Regions from separate parts of the Mus musculus genome. Here region 2 is linked to region 1. A link is a loop called in an ENCODE intact Hi-C map of the cell type or tissue named here. Cell type or tissue: left cerebral cortex. All regions are shown on one strand. Each heading gives the region's core, and the rest is flanking DNA. Links, peaks and the distances in the headings are about the cores only.

Region 1 (10,649 bases), core at 2,453-7,452:
ATCCCTTCAAGCATTTAAACTCATGAACTACTTCCTAGGCTAGGAGTATGACCTTGGCAATACTCGATCTGGGAAGAAAGAAAGACTGCTCATGTGGTCTGGGGAAGGCTGGCTGGGAAGGTTGAGATCTTCGGTGGGGAGGATGGCGTGTTCACGCGGGCACACAGGACTTGGCGTGTTCACACGGGCACACAGGATTTGGTGTGTTCACACGGGCACACAGGACTTGGCGTGTTCACACGGGCACACAGGACTTGGCGTGTTCACGCGGGCACACAGGACTTGGCGTGTTCACGCGGGCACACAGGACTTGCCTGCTATGATTAGCTGGTCCCAAAGACCTGAGCCTGGTCTTCTTTAAGGGCAGGGCTGCAGGGCTGCCCACATGATTCACACCAGCTTTCCCTGGGAGTGGCATGAGGGTGGTGTGTTCTAGTTTCCTTCCCGTTGCTCTGATAAAACCCTCTGACCAAAATCAACTTTGGGGAGGATTTATTTGGCTTATAAATTTCAAGACATCACTAAGGGAAGTCAGAGCAGCAGTTCCTGCTTATCTCTGTCTGTCTGTCTGTCTGTCTGTCTGTCTGTCTGTCTTCCTTCCTTCCTTCCTTCCTTCCTTCCTTCCTTCCTTCCTTCCTTCCTTTCTTTCTTGCTATAGCACAAGACCACTCAGGGAAAGGTGCCACCCCCAGTGGATGGAGGCCTCTCACATCAATGAATAATCTGGACAATCCCCCACAGACATGTCCACAGGCCAGTCTGCTCTAGGCAATTCCTTATGGAGGCTTTCCTCTCAGATGACAGATAAAGCTAAGGAGGCCAAATTATAAAGAACAAAGGTCTCTGGTCCCTAGATTTGGGTCTTTTGTTACCCTTACCCTATAGACAAAGAGCTTAGTTTCCACTAGGAAACTTCCGTTCCCATCATTTTCTACCAATGGACTCACTGGATTTGCTCTGTAAATATTTATATAAAACTAAATTGTAGGGCAGAGTTGAACCACCCTGAGCGAAGAGCACTGTAAGCCTGGCGTGACCCGGGCCAGCCACCCAACGGTTTTGGTTTTGAACAAGAAACTCGAGTCTGACTCGGAAGCACTGCCCTCAGCCCACTGTGTGTGGAGTTAAAGTCTCCCAACCAGAGGCGACTCAGCTCAGCTAAGGGAAGGGAGTTAGAACACAGGCCTTCAGGCAGAATCACTCGCACTAAGACGCCCAGTTTTCCTCATTAGGTTTTTGGTTGGTTGGTTGGTTTTGGTTTTTTCGAGACAGGGTTTTTCTGTGTAGCCCTGGCTGTCCTGGAACTCACTCTGCAGACCAGGCTGGCCTCGAACTCAGAAATCCGCCTGCCTCTGCCTCCCAAGTGCTGGGATCAAAGGTGTGCGCCACCAATGCCCTCCTCATTAGTTTTACTATTTGCCTTTTATAGGCTAAAACCTCCTACAAGCCTACTAAACCAGCCCCCAGGGCTGATTTTTTGTTGGTGCTTGTTTGTTGCCAATGGATTCCTTTAGGTAGGGAAGTGCTGCCAACTTCTCTGCAGACCCTACCATGCCCCTTTGCTCCTCTCAGAACCCACTAGTGTCCAGGCCTGGGATCCTGACCTTCCAGGGATGTGTGGCTGGGAAGGTCTTGCTGGAGCCTATGCCCACCCAAGTCCGGCACAGACTGCTTGGCTATGGGCTGGTCCTGAAGGCAGCTGACCCTCTCTCACCTTCCTCCACTGACACTGGTTTGAAGAATTAGAAACCCTATTTCCAGCCGGGCGTGGTGGCGCACGCCTTTGATCCCAACACTTGGGAGGCAGAGGCAGGTGGATTTCTGAGTTCGAGGCCAGCCTGGTCTACAGAGTGAGTTCCAGAACAGCCAGGGCTACACAGAGAAACCCTGTCTCAAAAAACCAGAAAAAGAAAGAGAAAAAAAAGAAAGAAACCCTATTTCCTGGCCTGCCTTGCCTTCTGTAATTCTGGGGAGAACATCTGGAGCTAGAGTCTCACTAAATGAAAAGCAGAGCATTAGAATGCTCTTCTTCGCAGGTCACGGCTAGGGCTGCACATGCTTTGGCACCTGAATCTCCAAGCAGCATGATACAGATGAAGAGTTAACAGGGCGCGGATGATCTCAAAGTCACAGACACCCCCCAGGGCCATGCGGTGCCTCCATAGGGTTTATTCCAATAGATCACAGGACAATACGAGGTGGAACTGCTCAGCACGGCGGCTCTGAGGCCCTGTCTGTGTCTTGACAGTTTCTAGGCAGCCCAGCTTTGCCCCAGTCATCCTCCTCCACAATCTATTGCCTGTGTTCTAACAATCACCGTCACCATGGCTTTCTGCTTGAATCTTCCTACCTCGATTGTCCCTTATGTATGACCTGGATCTCCATGCTCACACGTCGAGCAAACCCCAAGCCCCATACTGCCTTCCCCCTTCAATGGCGAATCCTCAATTTTATTCTCCTCCAAGGATTTGTGAACTCTGGCAAAAGGGAGGCACCACCGTTAATCCAGATTATAGTTCTGCATTCCCTCATTCTTAACCGCTGACCTCAGCCCGGCCCACGAAGCTTATGTGGTCAGTGTCAGAGCAGTGTTAGCTCCCACTAGCTTCAGGCTAGAGGTCTTGCCGGACCTATGCCCACCCAAGTCCGGCTGGGTACAGACTGCGTTGGTCCTGCAGGCAGCTGACCCTCTCTCACCTTCCTCCATTGACACTAGTTTGAAAAGTCAGAAAGCCTATTTCCTGCCCTGCCTTGCCATCTAGTTCCCCCACTCTTTACCTCCCTCCTCTGGGCTTCATTTAGCACTCTGCACGCAGCTGTTACTGTGCTCAACATAGTTATGACCATTAGTTGTTTATGTGTCTCTGCTTGTTCCACTTTTAACTTCTTGAGAACTGGAGTATTGGTCACTCAGCAGAACAGGTATTCAATAAAGAGGTATCACAGGAATTTCCCATGATTCTTATTTTGGTCACTGAATCAATGTCTTTCTTAAGGATGAAGAGAAGGCTCGTGGAGAGAATGAAGACAGGAGGAGGAAAGACCTGCTTCTCAGCTGGAGGACTTTCAGGGCTAAGCACTAGCATGGACCAAGGAGTCGCAAATACAAACCACCTGACCTGAGTGCTGGGCCACTGAGACAGATCAGGCTTAGCACATCTGGAATGGGCAGCACATCTGGAATGGGCTTGGGATTTTCATTCCCAGGCAGCTCAGGGAGGACCACTAATGGCCAAAGATGACAAGCAAGCAGCTGGGACCACTTAGGGACCTCTGAGAGCTTCGAAGGCACAGTGTCTGGGGTGAGTGTGTCTGTGGGTGGCTTCCCTGTGTGTGCAGGCCATATCCCAAGCTAAATGAAATACCTCTTCTCACTCAGGACAGAGCGAGAGCCCCAGGCCAGGACAGAGGGAAGATGAAGCAGGCTCTAGAGCTCATCAAACGGAACTAACAACTAGAGGAAGGTCTGCAGGGCTTGACAGCCTCTGGAAGCCAAAGCTGAATAAATGACCAGAGGGTGAATAATACATTAGGGCAGATGGGGACGGTGGCAAAGTTAAAAATCTCATTTGACTCAAAGTATAAATGGATGGATTGGCATGGAGAAAAAAAAGAAAAGAGAATCACAGTGAAACCCAGGGTACTTTAAAAAGCAAGAGAAAGATGCATCACAGCAACGAACAGGAGAAAAAAAAATAAAAACAAAACCAACAACCCAACCTTTCCCCAGTCAGTGAGAAATGTGGGAGCTGGGCTGAAGACACTGAGACTTTCATTTTCTCCTTTAGAATGTGCTGTTTAGGCTGAGCATGGTGTTGCACACGTTACCTCCGCACCCAAACCACTGGCAGGAAAATTACCTGGTCTAAAAATAAATAAATAAATGAAAAATCCTTTACCGGGGCATAATTATTCAGACTCACTTCCCCTCGGTTGCCACCCCCGTCCTAAGCTTGAGCTGACATCAGTTTCCTTACCGGAAAAGTCTAAGCTCCATCTTAGCTTTTCCTTCACCCCCTCCCTCCATCCTGTGCTCCTCTCAACATGCCGAGAGGGCTGCCCGGTGCTCAAGCTGAGATGTACACGTACACATATGAAACTCACTCTTCTCTCCTCACCTTAAAGAGAAACTGGGTAGCGGATATCTACTGACAATACCTACAAACACAGGCTCTTAAAATTGGAATTGTAATGGGGGAAGACAGCTGAGAAACAGCCCACGGAGAAATCAAACCTGCATCTCAGACAAGCATGCAGTGTCATGCATGGGCTCCTGGGGTGCAGGAGGCTGGAGCCAAAGTAGATGGTGTTTATGGAATGTGGAGCTAGAATTGGAACCCCAGTCAGGCAGCCTTGCTGGGTAGTTGTGTGACAGGCAGAATCCACAGGCCTGTAAATGTACAGGGGCTCCAGAAACACCTTACACAACACTTCCTCACTGCCCGAAGAGGTTTTATCCTCTCAAGCAGCTACAGCCATTTCCACCAACCGTGTCCACTTCTCTTATCAATGAGAGCCCTAAAAGGAAGCATGGAGCTATAGCTACCACAGTGGGGAGGAAAAGCCCACGCAGCACCATAGCCAACAAGCTGCGGAGCTAGATGAAGCTGGGTATTCACAGGCCCCAGGCAGACCTAGTGCGTCCCCAGTCCCACTACCAGCACTGGCCGGTCCGCCGCAGGAACCGACGCACCGCTAAAAACATGCGCTGCCAGAAGCGCTCCGAGCCCAGGCGACCCCGATCCATCAGCGCGTCTGTCAGCCCAACTCTTCCAGACTCTTCTCTGCGCTCCATAGAGGTCCGCGTGCCCCAAGCCTCGGCCCCCAGAATCTTCACAGCGATACCTGGGTGTCCCGCACAGGACCCGGGAACTCGGCGTCGCATCCTCCCTCCTGAGCTCCCCAGGACCGACCCCGCCGCCTGCACGCGGCCGCACAAAGCGCGCCTCCTTGCCGGCCGGGACAAAGCGGGCCGGGGCGCCGGCTGCACCTACCTGGGTGCGGAGCGCCTGCCGGGCACGGGGAGCGCGGCTAGTGGGGGCACACTTGTCGCCGCGCCCACAGCCCGGTCGCGAGGGGTGGTTGCGGGAGGTTACTGGCGGCGGTGGCGGGGCGGCCCAGGGCGCACGGCAGGAGGGCGCTGTCACAGGGCGCGAGCGGCGCGGGGGGCGCGCGGGGCCGGCGGCCGCGGGGCGCGTGGCGGCTGCGCGCGGGCGCGAGCGGCGGGACTGCGGCGCCGCGGAAGGAGGACAATAGCCTCCCCCTGCCGCAGGCCGTCGGCTCCCGCGGGAGGCCCGGGACCATCTGGAGCTCGCGGCCCCGCGGGGCTTGGGGCGGGGCGCGAGTCATCCCCCTCCCCACCCGGCGTCATGGCAACCGCGGCCCCTCTAGGTTCCTGCAGTAGTTCTCCGGTAGGGGGTCTCTGACCTTCCCCGGGGCAAACGCAGGACGTTCGCTCCTTCGCCAGTTCCCGACCCCCCACTGTCTTCCGCGTGGATGCCCCGATTGACCCCCACCTTCCGGTCCTCGCCAGCCCCGCGACACCCTTGGGCGTCTGGGTACCACCCACAGTTAACCAGGCTTATTCTTCCCAGTTTGGAATTCCACCTTTGTCTCTGTCGCGCCTTTGCCTGGATGCGCAACCCCTTTAAATGTCACTTACCTCCGAGGTTTCCCCGAGATGCGGCCTCCGTTTCCTTTTCAAAGGTCCCTTTTGGGGCACCTCCAGGCCATCTCGCTTAAGCGTTTCTCTCTGCCTTGCCCCCTTTCTCTCGTCCTCCTTCTGGCAGGTAGGCTGGCCCGCTTTCCAAAAGCATCTCCATGGTGCTCCTGGAGATTCGCCTTCTCACAAATCAGATTCTCGGAACCGTCATCACAGCGGCTCCTCAGCTCCTCTCATTTATCAACCAGGAGAATTCCGGCCTAGTCACTGTCTTAAGGGGGTTGGGGGCAGGGATGGACATTTCTAGTCCTAGCACGGCCGGGTTTCTTCCTGGTTTATTAGCAGCTGAGTGGTCTACGGTTTAATGGCATTAACCAAGGTGAGCTGCTATCTGCCTAGGAGAGGAAGGAAATATGCCCAAATCAGAGCAAATGCACAGAGTGGGTGCTAGCAGTGGGTGCTAAAAGTGCGTTATGTCATGTGACACTCCCACCCCCACTCCAGCTCTGAAAGTACTGTTCCTCCAGATTGGAGAGCTAACTAAGCTCAGGGAGGTACCAGAAGGGAGAAAAAAAAAAAAAAAAAAAAAAAAAGATGGATTTTTGTAGCAAGCCTTTGGGTTCTATACTCCTGAGAAGAGCTAGGCCCTTTCATACACTAGGAATGCCTGAGATGGACAAGAAAGGACCACAAAAAGAATGTTCTTTCAGTGAATTATTGAGCTTAGGGTATTAAAATAGCTTTATCGTTAACTAAATTTTACCATTTTGCTTCTTTCTGGGAAGGTATGCATATCTAAAACAGCTACATGTAATCACACTACTTTTCAGGTATGATTTTCACAGAGTAAGATCACTGTGTTCAATGTAGTTTTAAAAAATCTGTAAAGTAAAACAAAACCTTGCTACCACCACCAAACAGTTGCATTGTTTTATCCATCTGGCCCTGGTTTTCCTCGTGTATAAAGTGGGTTGGGGAGGGACTGGGGAGTTTTGTTAAACTGCTAATCAGATCTGAGATTCTATCATTAAACGGGAATTTAGCCTTCTGTAAACTGTATTTCAGGGTGTTTATGATTTTTAAAAAGTCACTTATGTAGAATGTGCTACGCCTTTAATCCCAGAGTTCAGAAAGAGGCAGAGACAGGCAAATCCTGAGTTCAAAGCCAGCCTGCTCTACATGGGAATTCCAGGCCAGCCAAGAATTTGTAATTACAAACAAAACAAAAAAACTACCTCACTCCATCCAGCAGTGTAAACATGAGCTTCTCCTGACCCCAGAGCCGGAGTAGTCAGGATGTTCAGGACTAGGCCAAGCTGTACATGATAGTCGTCATGGAAACATGGCCAGGAGACATTAAAACTGATGATGAGATGGGAATCAGCTCAGCATCAGGCAAACTGCAAACCTTTCGTTTCTGTGGCTCAGGATTCTGGGAACTGAGGGTCTCAGAGACAGCCTGTTAGGTTGTGGTTAGAGTAGGCAAGGGTGATATTAGGTCTTGTGATTGACCAAAAGAATAGTGTTTTTAAATTAATTCTTCATTCCAGTATTGCACAATCTTTTGAAAAACCTTAAAAGCATTCTAATTTTCACTCTTATTAATAATCAAAATGATATTCAGACACCTAAGTGGAAGTCCAAATTAACCAAGTTAACTTACGGCAGAGACTCCTTATCTTGTGATTCTTAGTCTGTTCAGAGAAAGAGTAGGGCAGAAGAATTAAAAGTATAGATTTGGGGTCTGGGGTAGCCCAGTGGTCGATCAGTGGCCTTGCACAAGGCCTTGAGTTCAATCCCTAGTACCAGGGGCAGCATTGGCCTTGGAGTTGGATGCCCTGAGGTTAATATCTACTTGGGAACTGTGAGTGCTGGTTCACACAATTAAGCCAAGCACCCAGTAGGCTGAAGCTTGAAGGTTAGAGGATCAGCCTGGACTACAAAGTGAGACTTGTCTCCAAACAAACCAACAAACCTGGTTTTGTAGCATGTCCTTAAATCTGTACTTAGGGGGGCTGGTGAGATGGCTCAGCAGGTAAGAGCACCCGACTGCTTTTCCAAAGGTCCGGAGTTCAAATCCCAGCAACCACCAGGTAAGAGCACCCGACTGCTTTTCCAAAGGTCCGGAGTTCAAATCCCAGCAACCACATGGTGGCTCACAACCATCCATAATGAGATCTGACGCCCTCTTCTGGAGTGTCTGAAGACAGCTACAGTGTACTTACATATAATAAATAATAAATAAATCTTTAAAAAAAACCTGTACTTAGCTCCTTTGTGATGGAGCTTCCTCGCCTATGCGAAGTGAGGGTCAGGTGAATGACTGCAGGTAAAGCACCAGAGCAGCACCCCGCCCACAGCGAGCACTCAGTCCACGGCACCAGAACAGCACCCTGCCCACAGTGAGCACTCAGTCCACGGCACCAGAACAGCACTCCGCCCACAGCGAGCACTCAGTCCACGGCACCAGAACAGCACCCCGCCCACAGCGAGCACTCAGTCCACGGCACCAGAACAGCACCCCGCCCACAGCGAGCACTCAGTCCACGGCAGCCATTGTTTTACCAGACTCCGACTTTACTGTACTGTTTCCCAATTTGGAAAGGAAGCATGCTCAGTAAACAGAATGCTGAGATCACTTGTCTCAGCTCTGCGACTGGGTTGCTTTGGAAACTTGTTCTTTTTCTCTGTAGTGAATCAGTACAGTCAATGACAAAGAGAACCTCTGCTTCCTTTTCCTGTGAGTTGCCAAAGTGAATGGAATGATATCCCCCTAGCGTGCTGAGCTGCTCAAAGGATTCAAGGTTCCTGCTTAGGCTAGCCACAGCTCAGGGGAAGGTCTTGGCTAGACTGTCATGCCTCGAGTTAAAGCTGGATTTTCAGTTCTGTATTACTCTTCAGCTCTATTCTTCCCTCTCATGATTCTTCTGGCCCCTGTTCTAAATCTCATCCCCCCACCCCCACCCTCATGGCCCTCACTCCTGGTGAGCTCATAAACACATTTAAGGCGAGCTTAAAAGGCAGGCAATGCAGGGACGTGGTGGCGCACGCCTTTGATCCCAGCACTCGGGAGGCAGAGGCAGGCGGATTTCTGAGTTTGAGGCAGGCCTGGTCTACAAAGTGAGTTCCAGGACAGCCAGGGCTACACAGAGAAACCCTGTCTCAAAAAACAAAAAAACAAAAAAAAAACAAAAAAAAAAAAAGAGAAAGAAAGAAAGAAAGAAAGAAAGAAAGAAAGAAAGAAAGAAAGAAAGAAAGAAAGAAAAAAAGAAAGAAGGAAAGAAGGAAAGAAAGGAAAAAGCAGGCAATGTTGATGGCCTGTCCGTGTTGCGTGTTGGCACCATCCACCTTCTCCCACTCTGTCTCCTTCCCTTGGTTGGAACTGAACCCATGGCCTTGTGCTTGCTTGCAGCCTTCTTGAGTTCTCTGTACCCACTGGCTCTGCTTCCTCAGCTTTAGCAACCTTGATCACAGACCAAGAGAATCTGTGATCCACGGTGATCACAGACGGTAATCAAACAATCGCTCATTATGACCACAAAGTACATTCAGTGTTACAAATGAAAACTTCAGATGCTAGAAAACAGTTTAGCAGAGAGCAGAAACCTGGGTAAAGAGGAATAAAAGAGGATTCTCGTCATTTGACTGAGATTGGAAAGGAGAAGCACTGACAAGGTGGAGAGCGGCGAGTAGTAGTAACAACGGTCACGGACATGACTTTTCTTGAGGTTTTCACTACACTTCTCCCTCTCCTTTCTTCCTCTTTTCTCTCAGAGTCTCACTCTGTAGCCCTGGGTAACCTGGAATTAACTAAATGACTATGAAATCTAGACCAAGCTGCCCCCAATTTATTGGGATTCTCTTGCCTCTGCCCCTTGAATACAAGCCTATCTTATTTAATTTTTTAAAAGATATTTTTTAATACAGAACTGGATGCTCATTGTCATCTATTGGATGGCACACAGGGCCCCCAATGGAGGAGCTAGAGAAAGTACCCAAGGAGCTGAAGGGGTCTGCAACCCTATAGGTGGAACAACAATATAAACTAATCAGTACCCCCAGAGCTCGTGTCTCTAGCTGCATATGTAGCAGAAGATGGCCTAGTCGGCCATCAGTGGAAAGAGAGGCCCCTTGGTCTTGCAAACTTTATATGCCCCAGTACAGGGGAACGCCAGGGCCACGAAGTGGGAGTGAGTGGGTAGGGGAGCAGAGCGGGGAGAGGGTATAGGGGACTTACAGGATAGCATTTGAAATGTAAATGAAGAAAAATCTAATAAAAATTGGAAAAAAAGATATTTTTTATTTTCTATGCATGGGTGTTTTGCCTGTATGTATATATGTCCACCATGTGTGCCTGGTACCCACAGAGGCCAGAGGGTGTTCTGTTCCCTAGAACTGGAGTTGCAAATGGTTCTGAGCTACCGGACTGGGGCTGGGAACAAAATCTTCATGCTCTGTAAGAGCAGCAAGTGCTCTTAAACCCTGAGCAGTCACTCTACCTCCCCCACCCCTGCCCTCCGCTTTAACTTTTTTTAGGAACAAGGAGAGGTAAACATTAAGCCCATTTCACAGATAAGAAAATGAAGACACTGATAGAATGCCTTACCCAGATCACTGAAATGGGAAAGGAATGCCTCAGTTCAGGGTGACAGGAATTTTGCCCCAGCGCCTGGCGTTTACACAGCTGCTGGGATCTGAACTCAGGGCCTCGTGTTTGTACAATAAACACTTTACCCACCGAGCCATCTCCCCCGTCCCTGAGGCAACTGATTTACTGCAACCCAGATATATCTTTTACTCCTTGAGGCTCCTTACAAAATGGTCATCAATGATGCTATTTTTATTCTAGCTGCTACTTAGTGTCCCTCTTGGCATTGGTGACAACTCTTTGCTTATGGTCGCCATACTCTTGTTTGTTTTGTTTTTTCAGCTCCTGTGGGCCTTTCCTCTCTGTTTCTTTTCTGCTTATTACTTGCTTCTGATGGTG
Region 2 (10,649 bases), core at 2,954-7,953, 65 kb after region 1:
GGTCAGGATATAAGTTTTATACAAGAGAGTATACAGTTGAAAGAAAAGTTTGACAGTTTTCTTTAACAGCCATACATATTTCTATATGGACCTTTGGGTCTGCCTCTGCTATCATCAGATCAGGATCAGCCAAGTACAGCTGTCTTCAGAGATACCTCTTATTTCATTGACTGGAAGAAATACAATTTGTTTATGGTGCCCAATTTGGATCTCAATTTGGATACACGTATGTATCTGTATTTTGTACCAAAACTTAGAAACCTAAGGAGTTAGAGAAATGAATGTAAATAGCAGACATATGTGAAAAGAGGGCCCTGCAATATGCTGGCCTGACAATAGGATAGGATCTGACCACATTGGGGAGTCCATGTAGAGTCAGGCAGTGTCCACAGTAAAACTTAGGCAGAGCCTGCTTGTCCAGTGCAGTCTGACCCTTGTTCTCTCACTTCCGCTGGTGCCTCTATTTCTCGCACTTTTCCTGGGGACTTTCTCCGAAGGTTTCTGCCATACTTTCACTTGTTTGTGAGCAACCACTCTTCTGTACATGGAAGAGAAATGATTCCTATTGAAATGGGTGCTAATACACAGAGAACTACTCAGAAGAAATTAAATGTAACACAAATGCCAGCTTAATATCTTAAACCTAGAAAGCTGGCCGTGGTATCATGTAGGGTCTGGCCATGTTAATTTGGGGTAAGTTGTACTAAAACTGCATACTTACTAGAAATTGGATGGTTAATGACTGGACCAGTGAATACAACTGAGGAGTGGGCTGCAGCCATGGCGAAGGTCTTGGAGGCTTACAGTTCGCAGTTTGACTCTTTGGGCCCTATGGAAAATGGCCAGTCGAGAAAGTGGTATTCTAAGATTCCCACTAGTATGAGAAAGTTGCTGCACCTTGGATAAGGCAGCATCTCTAGGATAATCTAAGAAGCCAGCCTCTAGAGGAGCTTCTCTGAAACACTACCCAGAGGACAGGAGAGAGGAAGCAGCCTGGGGAAGTCCAGTAGTAAGTAGTTTTGAGAGGAAATTATTTTCAGTCCTAATGTGAGTTGTCATGGGTTCTAAATAGAATTTTTTTAAAATTGAAATTGAATCTTATTATAGACTAGGTTGGCCCCAACTTGATATGAAGCCAAGAGTGGCCTTGAACTTCTAATCCTTCTTCTTCTACTACCTTTTAAGTGCTGGGTTACAGACATGTCTCACTATGCCTGGTTTATGCAGTGCTGGGTGGGATTGAACCCAGAGTTTCATATATGTTAGGCAACACCCTACCATCTGAGCTACCGAACTACATCTCCCCTTCCCCTTTCTTTTTCTTTTTTTCCTTGTTTCTTTTTGTGTTTGTTTGTTTGTTTGGGCATTTTTTGAGATGGGGGTTCCCGCTGGATTTCCTGGAACTCACTCTGTAGACCATATTGGCCTCGAACCTGTAGAGATCCTCCTGCCTCTGCCTCCCAAGTGAGTGCTGGGATTAAATTAAAGGCATGTGTAGTCTGGCACCACTGTCAGGGGCCACTTTTTATTCTCTGGCTGTATTGATTTCCATTGTTTCTACAGTTCACTGAGTCTCAACTTTGGTCCATTAGTGTTTTAAATGAATAATACAGGAAACACCCCCTCATTTCTCTCAATCATTTCTTCTTTTGCTTTTTGAGACAGTGTGTTAAATTGTGTAGCCTAGGCTGTCCTCAACTCGCTGTAATCTCCCTTGCTCCCCTTTGTTTCTTAAAGGACAGAACTAGGGTCCACAGGGAGACACTGCTCCCCATGCACCTCGGTACGGGGCTGCCCTGTGGGACTTTAAAAGGTGCAGCTAGAACTTAAAAGTACAGATTTGGAGTTGATCTGGCAGGGTCTACCACTCAGTTCTACCAAGTCACAGGCTCAGGTTGGACATGGTATTTAAGCTGACTGCCCCTTTTCTTATTTGTAAAAGGTAAGAATAGGTCTTACTCAAGAAAGTTATGAAGTCTAAATCTTCAGATAGGACATACAAGGAATTTAACATGGCACCTGGCATGTAGCACAACTTACCTGGAATATCAGTACTTAAGTTTAAATCTGACCTGGGCCTCTTACTAGCCAGACTCGCCTTAGAAAGGTGTGCAAGAGGCCAGGTGTGGTGGTGCATGCCTTTGATCCAGGACTCAGGAGGCAGAGATAGGTAAATTCTGTGAGTTCAAAGCCAGTCTGGTCTACACAACAAGCTTCAGGCCACCCAGGGCTACCTAGTGAGATCCTTTCTCAAGGAAACGAAAACATTACACAAGAAATAAATGAATTTGTTGTGTAATACTTCCACAGTAAATGCACACGGATGCTATTTCCTGTGCATTGCACGTGCCTGGCTATGTTGATATTCTGCATGGAACTCTATTTGTTGCCATCGTGTGGGTGGAGAAACAAATTCAGAAGTGGGGCTGAGTGTTCTATTTAGACCTGGTGGTTCCTTCTTGGTCAAGATGTCGGTTCTTGGGTCACTTGGTGTGTACGGGACTTACCTTAGTCTTTGTCTTTTCCTCTAGAGTCTGTGCTTCCAGATGTGAATTATAAAGCAGAGTCGCCTGAGGGGAATCAGTCTCAGAATATGAACGCACAGGGACCAGCTCTGCTACTTTTCCTATTTGTGGATTTCCAAAGTGACGTCCCAGTACAACAAGCGAAAATCTGGGGTATGTGTAGAAAAATGCAGCAGCCAGATTGGGTGTGGCAAGCACTAGGTGCAGAAAGAGAGGGTGTGGACATCTGTTCCAATCCATGTAATCTGTAAAGAACCAGCATTGCCTTTCTAGATGGATCAAGGAAAGAGGCCTGTCTCGGTGCTGGTGCAGTCAGGGAGTCATCAGAAAGGTTTTCCTCCTCACAGGTAATGGGATGGTTCCAGTTTGTGGGCCACGGAACACGCGTATCTGAATCGCCTGGGTTATTTGAAGACCCACAGCTCCCTGTGTGAAGAATGATTCATTACGTTTGCACTGTTATAAAATCTAGAGTGCTTGAGGTGTGCGTTTTCACACGCTTTTCAGGTGAACAGAGGTGGTGAGACTTGGACGTCTTTGAGTGACTTTTGGTCACTCACTTTACTCCAATGAATCCCAGGAAGTGGATCTTAAGAGCTGATCAATACATTCCTAAATGGAAGAAAGTCACAAGAACTGGGGCCTAGACATGCTTCAGGACATTTGTAAGCCTCCTTTGGAGTGTTCCACTCTCTGTGGGCCGTGGAGAACCCTGCCCTTGTGTTCTTCCTGCTGTGCTATTGGTTCCTACTGCATCATGGGTGAAACAAGACTACTTATAACCCAGCTCAGAAGCTCTGCCAATGACTAGTGCTGGTTACTCGTGGTTGTCAGAATGAGACTGACCCTTCCTGCCACCTGCCTTCCTGCTCTTGCTCCTTCCCTGGTGCTTACACGCCCTGGGAGAGCAGCACAGCTTTCCTGCGCTCAGGCCTTTAACCCCGAGAAGCTGCTGTTCTTTGGTGCCTCCTTCCATTGACTGAGGCCAAAAGAGTGGAAAGAAAAGGGAGCCAGGTTATGAGGCTCAAGCGAGGAGGATTTGGTGAGGATTCTGGGGCATGTGCACACAAAGACAAACTACTGCGCAGAGCAGGAGAGAGGACTCAGGGAATAATTAAAACTGCTGGGTTTCCTTTTAGCTCTGATTCTAGCTTCCTCAGTGGTGTTTGAAAATCAAGTCACATACAGCAGCCAAGCCTCCCTTTTCAGTCTTTAACATGAGCTGTTAAATTAGGTGATATCAAAGGCCCTTCGGAGGCCAAATGCTGTCTTGAGACTGAAGATCTGTTACTTTCTAGAATTGTAAAATGCTTGCCAGAGGATAACCCTATGATAATTTGAGTTTGACACTGAGTCTATTGAACATACTCAAAGAACTCAGATGTCTTTAAAGCAGCGTTACCTGTCATTTTTGTTATACTAAGATCATTTAGACACTTCCATTTAGCATATCTCGGAAGGCCTGCAGCTCTTCAGTAGACTCACTTTTAGATTTAAACAATCACTGCTAAAAAACAATAATAAATAAATAAAAATCCAGGTATGGTGGCTTATACACTGTTTTTATTGTTGTTGTTTGGTTTGGGGGGTTGTTTGTTTTATGAGACAGGGTTTCTCTGTATAGCCCTGGCTGTCCTGGAACTCACTTTGTAGACCAGGCTGGCCTGGAACTCCAGATCTTCCTGCCTCTGCCTCCAAAGTGCTTTCTATTAAAGTATATCACCCAGCATGGCCCATGCTTTTAATCCCAACATTTGGGAGACAAAGGCAGGTAGATCACTTTGAGTTTGAAGCCATCTTGGCTAGTTCTAAGCTAGCCTGAGTTACATAGTGAAACCTTGTTTCGGGGCTGGAGAGGTGGCTCAGTGGTTAAGAGCACTGATTTCTCTTCCAGAGGTCCTGAGTTCAAATCCCAGCAACCATATGGTGGCTCACAACCATCTGTAATGAGATCTGATGCCCTCTTCTGGTGTGTCTGAAGATAGCTACAGTGTACTTAGATATAATAAATAAATAAATATTAAAAAAAACCTTGTTTCAAAACAAAAATCACTGCCAGGCTGAAGAGATAGCTCTGTGGTTAAGAGCAAGGTGAGTCCTGCAGAGGAGCAGAGAGTCAGGCCCAGCACCTAAGTAAAATGGCTCACAGCAGCTGCTGTCTCAAGTTCCAGGATCTGATGCCATCTTCGGGCCTCTGCAGCACCTCGAGGTGTGTATGTATACATACATGCATACATGCAGATAAACATAAATAACTTTTTTATCTTTAAAAATAGTAATTAAAATTCCTCTCCTGCTGCATAGTAAGTAAAGCAGCCTACTGGAAGCCCTCCAGGGCTAGGGCAGCCTCTGCAGGCTGCACCGCGAGGGCAGCGAGTCTGCTTTGTCTTTCCCCCGCCTTCCTTACTGCCCTGGACACCTTCTCCAGAGCTCCTTGCTTTAGAAGCAGATTGTGCAGCCTTAGTCTGAGTTCCTGTGTCTTTAAAATCAGTCGCTGGCCCCCGCCCACCTTGTCACGGAGCTTCCATGATTAACTCCTTATTCTGCTACAGCGTCAGAAGCATCTGGTGGTGGGAACAGTTTTAGGAATAATTTTTTTTTTAATTAAATGTATGCTTTCAAAAACTTCTCATTTCTTGGGTTCCTCTTGAGGCCAGCATATATAAAATAGAATCTACGTGTTCCGTCACTATGACAACAGCAGTACTTTCCCCCACTTTGAACACTGCATGTGTGTATCAAAATACTTCCTTTTGCATGATCTCAGTTTATCTAGACAACATATCTGAGAGAGCAGATAAGAAATGCTGTTTTCTGCATGAAGTGCAGTGAATGAAGTTACCTCATTGTCACTGACTGGTGACAAACCTTTAACCTGCGCTCTCTTACTGCTAGTTGCACATTCCTTTATAAAATCGAAGATAACCTTCTCTCCCCGGAGAGCTTTGTGGTGCCCTGTGATAGTAATTGATCCTTCTAACTTTTATTTTAAAATATGTGTGTGTGTGTGTGTGTGTGTGTGTGTGTGTGTGTGTGTGTGTGTGTGTATGTGAGTATGTGAATGAATGTTTTGCCTGTGTGTCTGTATATGTACCACATGAGTGCTTAGCATTCCCAAGTCAGAGTCACTGGAACTGGAGTTATAGATGCTATGAGTCTCCATGTGTGTGCTGAGAATCAAACCTGGTCCTCTGCAAGATCAAGAGCCCCTAACTACTGAGCCACTTCTCCAGCCCCGCGTCGGCCTCTGAGTAATGCTAAGCAGGGGTGGCTATGGTCGCCTCGTCTGAGATCATCCCCAGTTTGCTTATTTTTAGTTTGTTTTGAGGCAGGAACTCACATGCCTCCAGGCAGCCTCAAATGCACTGCTTAGCCGAGGATGCCTTAGACCACTTATCCTCCTGCCTCCATCCCCTAAGTACTGGATCACAGACATGTGCTATGCCCAGTTTATGTGATGCTGGCGATCAAACCCAAGGCTGCTTACACATGCTAGGCAAGTGCTCAGCTGAGTGGCATCCCCGACCTTAGCTCCACTTTAAATAATGTTTGTACGTTTTAGCCTTTTCTTTACTACAGCACGTAAAAAATGACACACTGCGGACAACAGGGGCTCCCTTATCAGTGATGTCCTAGAGGGAATAGAAGAGGGTTAGACTCTCCTAAGAGGAATAGAAGAGGGTTAGACTCTCCTAAGAGGAATAGAAGAGGGTTAGACTCCCCTAAGAGGAATAGAAGAGGGTTAGACTCTCCTAAGAGGAATAGAAGAGGGTTAGACTCTCCTAAGAGGAATAGAGGAGGGCTAGACTCCCCTAAGAGGCTTCCTTCTCCTTTGGAAGAGGATGCCACTTTGGCAGACACCACTATTATTGTTCATTGCGTGAATTAGCATTTGTTTCTTCAAAAGCAATGTAACTCACTTAAATTTTCCTCAGCTTGCTTTTGCAAATGGGAATTGAGAGGGGCTGTCTCTAAAAAGTAATTATTTGTGGAGAGGTAATAGAAGTGGCTGCCTCCAGGAGGCATTACCGCAGCTCCAGTCCTGTCACTTCGTGTGAGCAGTAGTCATCCTCACTCAGGGGTCTAACATTCTTATCCTCTCAGGACTCCACACTCTGCTCACAGCCCATCTCAGCGCCATCCTCTCGGAGAGCCGCAGCACGGTACAGCAGTCCATCCAGTCAGCTGTGGATCAGGTCTGGCAGCTGTACCACCATGATGCCAAGGTAACAAGAGATTGACAGCCTGGGTGTGGATAGTCCAGGGGCCTTGGACCCTCCTTTCCCTTGGTACCTCTTCCTGTTCTGCCTCTGCTGAGGTCCTAGCAAGCACTGCACCTGGGCAGGGAGCTAAGCTTTCATTTAGGCTACAAGCAGACAGTTTGTGCTTGAATAGCAACGGCAATAACACTAAAAACATGGCAACTGTGCCTCTTTCTGATGCTTTGCTTCATTGGTTTTGTTTGTTGGTTGGTTTTTCAAGACAGGGGTTCTCTGTGTAGCCCTGGCTGTCCCAGAACTCACTCTAGACCAGGCTAGCCTGGAACTCAAAGATCCGCCTGCCTTTGCCTCCCAAGTGCTGAGATTAAAGGCATTTGCCACCATCTCCTCTATGTTTTCCTTCTCTGTGCATCTTGATCCCATGCATTCTGGAGCTGATGTTTCAGTAAACATTACCCTTTGCCCTCATTTTCCCAATTCTTTAATAATGTCACACTTGCTGTGCCCAGACTGAGTTCTTCCAATCTGTGCACTTTTGGTAATACATTTCTTAACTCCCTTGTAGAGGGCTATAGTGTGAGACCCTGCCACAGAGTAAGGGGCCACAGGGATGACTCAGCTGGCAAAGCGCTTGCCACACTAGCCTGACCAACTGAATTTGATCCCAGGGACCCTCCTAAAGGTGTAGTGAGGGGACCAACTTGTTATTCTTTGACCTCCAAACATACGTACACTGTGACATGTGCAAACCTGCACATATCATAGACTCAAACAATAGGTTTAACACAAAAAAGTAAACATTTGCTTTATTTTTTTATTATTTATTTATTTATTTACTTATTTTGGTTTTTCAAGACAGGGTTTCTCTGTGTAGCCCTGGCTGTCCTGGAACTCAATTTGTACACCAGGCTGGCCTCAAACTCTCAGAAATCTACCTGCCTCTGCCTCCCAAGTGCTGGGATTAAAGGCGTGCGCTACCACGCCCGGCTTTTTATTTTGTTTTTTAAGATTTATTTTTAGAGCTGAGAAAATGGTTCCACAGTTAAGAGCATTGGCTGCTCTTCCAGAAGAGCCGTTTTGATTCCTACCACCCACAAGGCAGGCAGCTCACAACTGTCTGTAAGTCTAGTTCTAGGGCATCTAACGCCCTCTGCTGGCTTCTGCTGGCCACAAATGTGGTACACAAATAATTCCTGTAAGATGACCCAGATCCATAAAATGAAAACGAATCAAAGCCCTGTGTAGTGCCACACACCTTTAATCCCGGCCCTCAGGAGATGCAAGCGAGTGAACCTCTGAAGTCGAGACCAGCCTGGGCTCCACAGTGAGAGCCTGTCTCACTACATAGAAACAGGCAAGCAACAAACGTCAATTTACTGTGCTAAAGGCCAGCCCCGACCTCCAGGTAACTGAAGGAAGCATTGAGATGATTGGGTAGTGCTAACAGCAGTTGGGGGAGGGGTGTCAGGGTCAGCACTGCTGATGGACAGAACTTAGTGTCTGGGGCCGACAAGACTGCCAGGCAAGAAACTCTGAACTCTTGGAACTTTGTTTTGTTTGTTTTGTTTTGTTTGTTTTTTTTTTTTGAGACAGGGTTTCTCTGTGTAGCCTTGGCTGTCCTGGAACTCACTCTGTAGGCCAGGTTAGCCTTGAACTCAGAGATCTGCCTGTCTCTGCCTCCCGAGTGTTGGGAATAAAGGCGTGTGCCACCACGCCCGGCTGAACTCTTGTAACTCTTAAGAGGCCAGCGAGAAAGAAAAGGATAGAGAGAAAATCATGCACGCACACGCACACGCACAGTGGCTGGGCCTGACCACTTGTTTCATCAGTTTCACAAGTGCACATGCATATTTATATACATACACATGTATGTAGACACAAACATATGTACATATATATGTTGTACATACAGACAGGCATATATACATATATAGAGACACACATATATACACATATATACATTTGGTGGGTGGAGCAGGGCCCCAACAGTCACACTTTGTTTTTTCTCTCAGCCTTTTTATACCTTCTTAGGCAAAAGTTCTTTATGAAATTACCTCACAGATAAATGTTACACAAAAGGGAGTTAAAGAAGGTTGTCAATATTAAGTTCAAAGCAGTGTCTCATTCTATAAGCTCATGATAAGTTCAAAGGAACAGTTTCATGTGGCCTTGTTTTATCATAGTGCACACCTGTGGCTTCATTTTTGGATCTCATCTAGAATGAATGTTTTTCCTTGATCACACATCTGTCCCAACCCTGTTTCCCTTCTTAGTGTAATTTATGAAAGTTCATTGCCCTCCTTATTATGCAGTCTTTACTCACTATTGTCTGAGGAGGGCACTTCTATTCTTGATTCTAACTTTATTATACCTTTCTATCAAAATAACTAAAATCCCCTTAAAGTTTCTTCTTAAAATTATTTGAATCGAATTAGAAATTCTATAAGGTCATCAGTACATCTAAATAGCATTATTATATGAAAGGTCATCTTCATGTTAATCTGCAGGAAGCTTGCCCAACAGAGTGGGCCATCACCCAGGAAGTAATCACACCAGGCTACAGGCAGTGAGGGTCTCCTGGTGTCCACTCACACCAAGCCACATAAATGAGGACTATGGCAAAGACAAGCTGAGAAAGCACATCAGCCCCAAGAAGCAATCCTGGGACCAAGTCTCTGGGGCTACGCCTCACTAGAGTGCACCCCTTGCAGCCATGCCGACTGGTGGGCCATCTCCAGGAAACTCGCTTGCCATCATCTTTCCTAGCTGGCTTGTGCCATTAAAGTATTTTTAATTAGGTGCTTGTGTGCGCGGGTACTCATAGAGGCCACTGGAGCTAGGTGGCTGTGGGTTGTCTGACATGGATGCTTGGAACTGACCCTCTGTAAGAGCGGCACTTGCTCATAACTGTGAGCCATATCCAGTGCCAACTATGTCTTACTGTCTTGTTTGGGAAACAGACTAGCATAGTCTCAGCTAGCTTCAAACTCTTCGTGGACAATGATCTTGACCTTCTTTGTGATCCTCCTGCCTCTACTTCCACAGTTCTGGGATTACAGGTATATGCGCCATCCCTGGTTTATTCTGTGCTGGGGCTTGAGCTCAGGGCCTCATGAACGCTAGGCAAGCACTCTATCAACTGAGCTACATTTCCCAGTCCCTACCCAGTGCTGTCTTTTCTTAGTATGTCTATGTTGTTATGCTATCTCTATGAAAGAACAGAACGTTTTGAGTTGTAAAACAATAGAAATCAAGGTCATGCCATCATCTTATTAAGTATCAGTGGTGACACTGTCTAGTCACTGCCTTGAGTAGAATCTTCACCCCTTTGGCATTCTCGGAGCCTGCACTCTGTGGCTAACACGGTTTCCCCTTACTCCAGACTCAACAGAGACTGCAGGCCTCCCTCTCTGTGGCTGTGAACTCCATCATGAGTGTGTTGACTGGAAGCACCCGCAGCAGCTTCAGGAAGACATGCCTCCAGGCTCTTGAGGTTAGAAGATGGGGCACTCTGCAGCAGGCTTTACAACATAACATACAGTGCTGAACACTTCCAGTGTGATCCTACTGAGTACCAGGTGCCTTCAGAAGTATTTGTTGGGGCTAGAGAGGTGGCTCAGCAGTTAAGAGCTGCTCTCCCAGATGTTCAATGCCCAGCTCCCACATGGCAGCTAATTACCATCTGTAACTCCAGGTCCAGGGCATCGGACACCTTCTTCTGGCCTCCGTAGGCACCAAGCATACATGTGGTACCCAGAAATGCATGCAAGCCAAACACCCATACACAAAAATGTCTAATCTGGGTGCAGTGGCGCATGCTCTTAGACCCAGCACTCGGGAGGCAAAGGCAGGCACATTTCTGAGTTTGAGGCCAGCCTGGTTTACAGATTGAGTCCCAGGATAG

What was found. A loop is a pair of places that touch in the nucleus more often than their neighbours do. Peaks named below come from ENCODE experiments on the same cell type or tissue, not always from the same donor. Only the 100,000 strongest peaks of a DNase experiment are listed, where the experiment ranks them.
Region 2: a loop joins it to region 1, with 4 times the contacts of the local background. A loop is called at or near these places in 8 of 42 quality-filtered maps.

The regions. Positions count from the first base shown.
Region 1 is chr19:4,706,658-4,717,306 of GRCm38, reverse strand. It overlaps Sptbn2 (spectrin beta, non-erythrocytic 2), which reads right to left and starts at 6,099. Exons shown (of 37, transcript NM_021287.2): 1 at 5,663-6,099. Gm42061 (a long non-coding RNA gene) reads left to right here. Exons shown (of 3, transcript XR_003952887.1): 2 at 2,997-3,302; 3 at 3,380-3,658. In left cerebral cortex, for the core only: a CTCF peak has its summit at 5,439; DNase peaks (open chromatin) are centred at 4,544, 4,931, 5,474, 6,123 and 2 more places; H3K4me3 peaks cover 4,002 bases; H3K27ac peaks cover 4,598 bases.
Region 2 is chr19:4,641,702-4,652,350 of GRCm38, reverse strand. It overlaps Gm960 (predicted gene 960), which reads left to right. Exons shown (of 15, transcript NM_001033447.3): 9 at 76-226; 10 at 2,532-2,678; 11 at 6,630-6,751; 12 at 10,128-10,238. Among named protein-coding and RNA genes, the nearest start is that of Rce1, 21 kb to the right of the region's middle. In left cerebral cortex, for the core only: a CTCF peak has its summit at 7,913 (motif pointing left); DNase peaks (open chromatin) are centred at 5,080, 5,861 and 7,882; H3K4me3 peaks cover 219 bases; H3K27ac peaks cover 2,790 bases.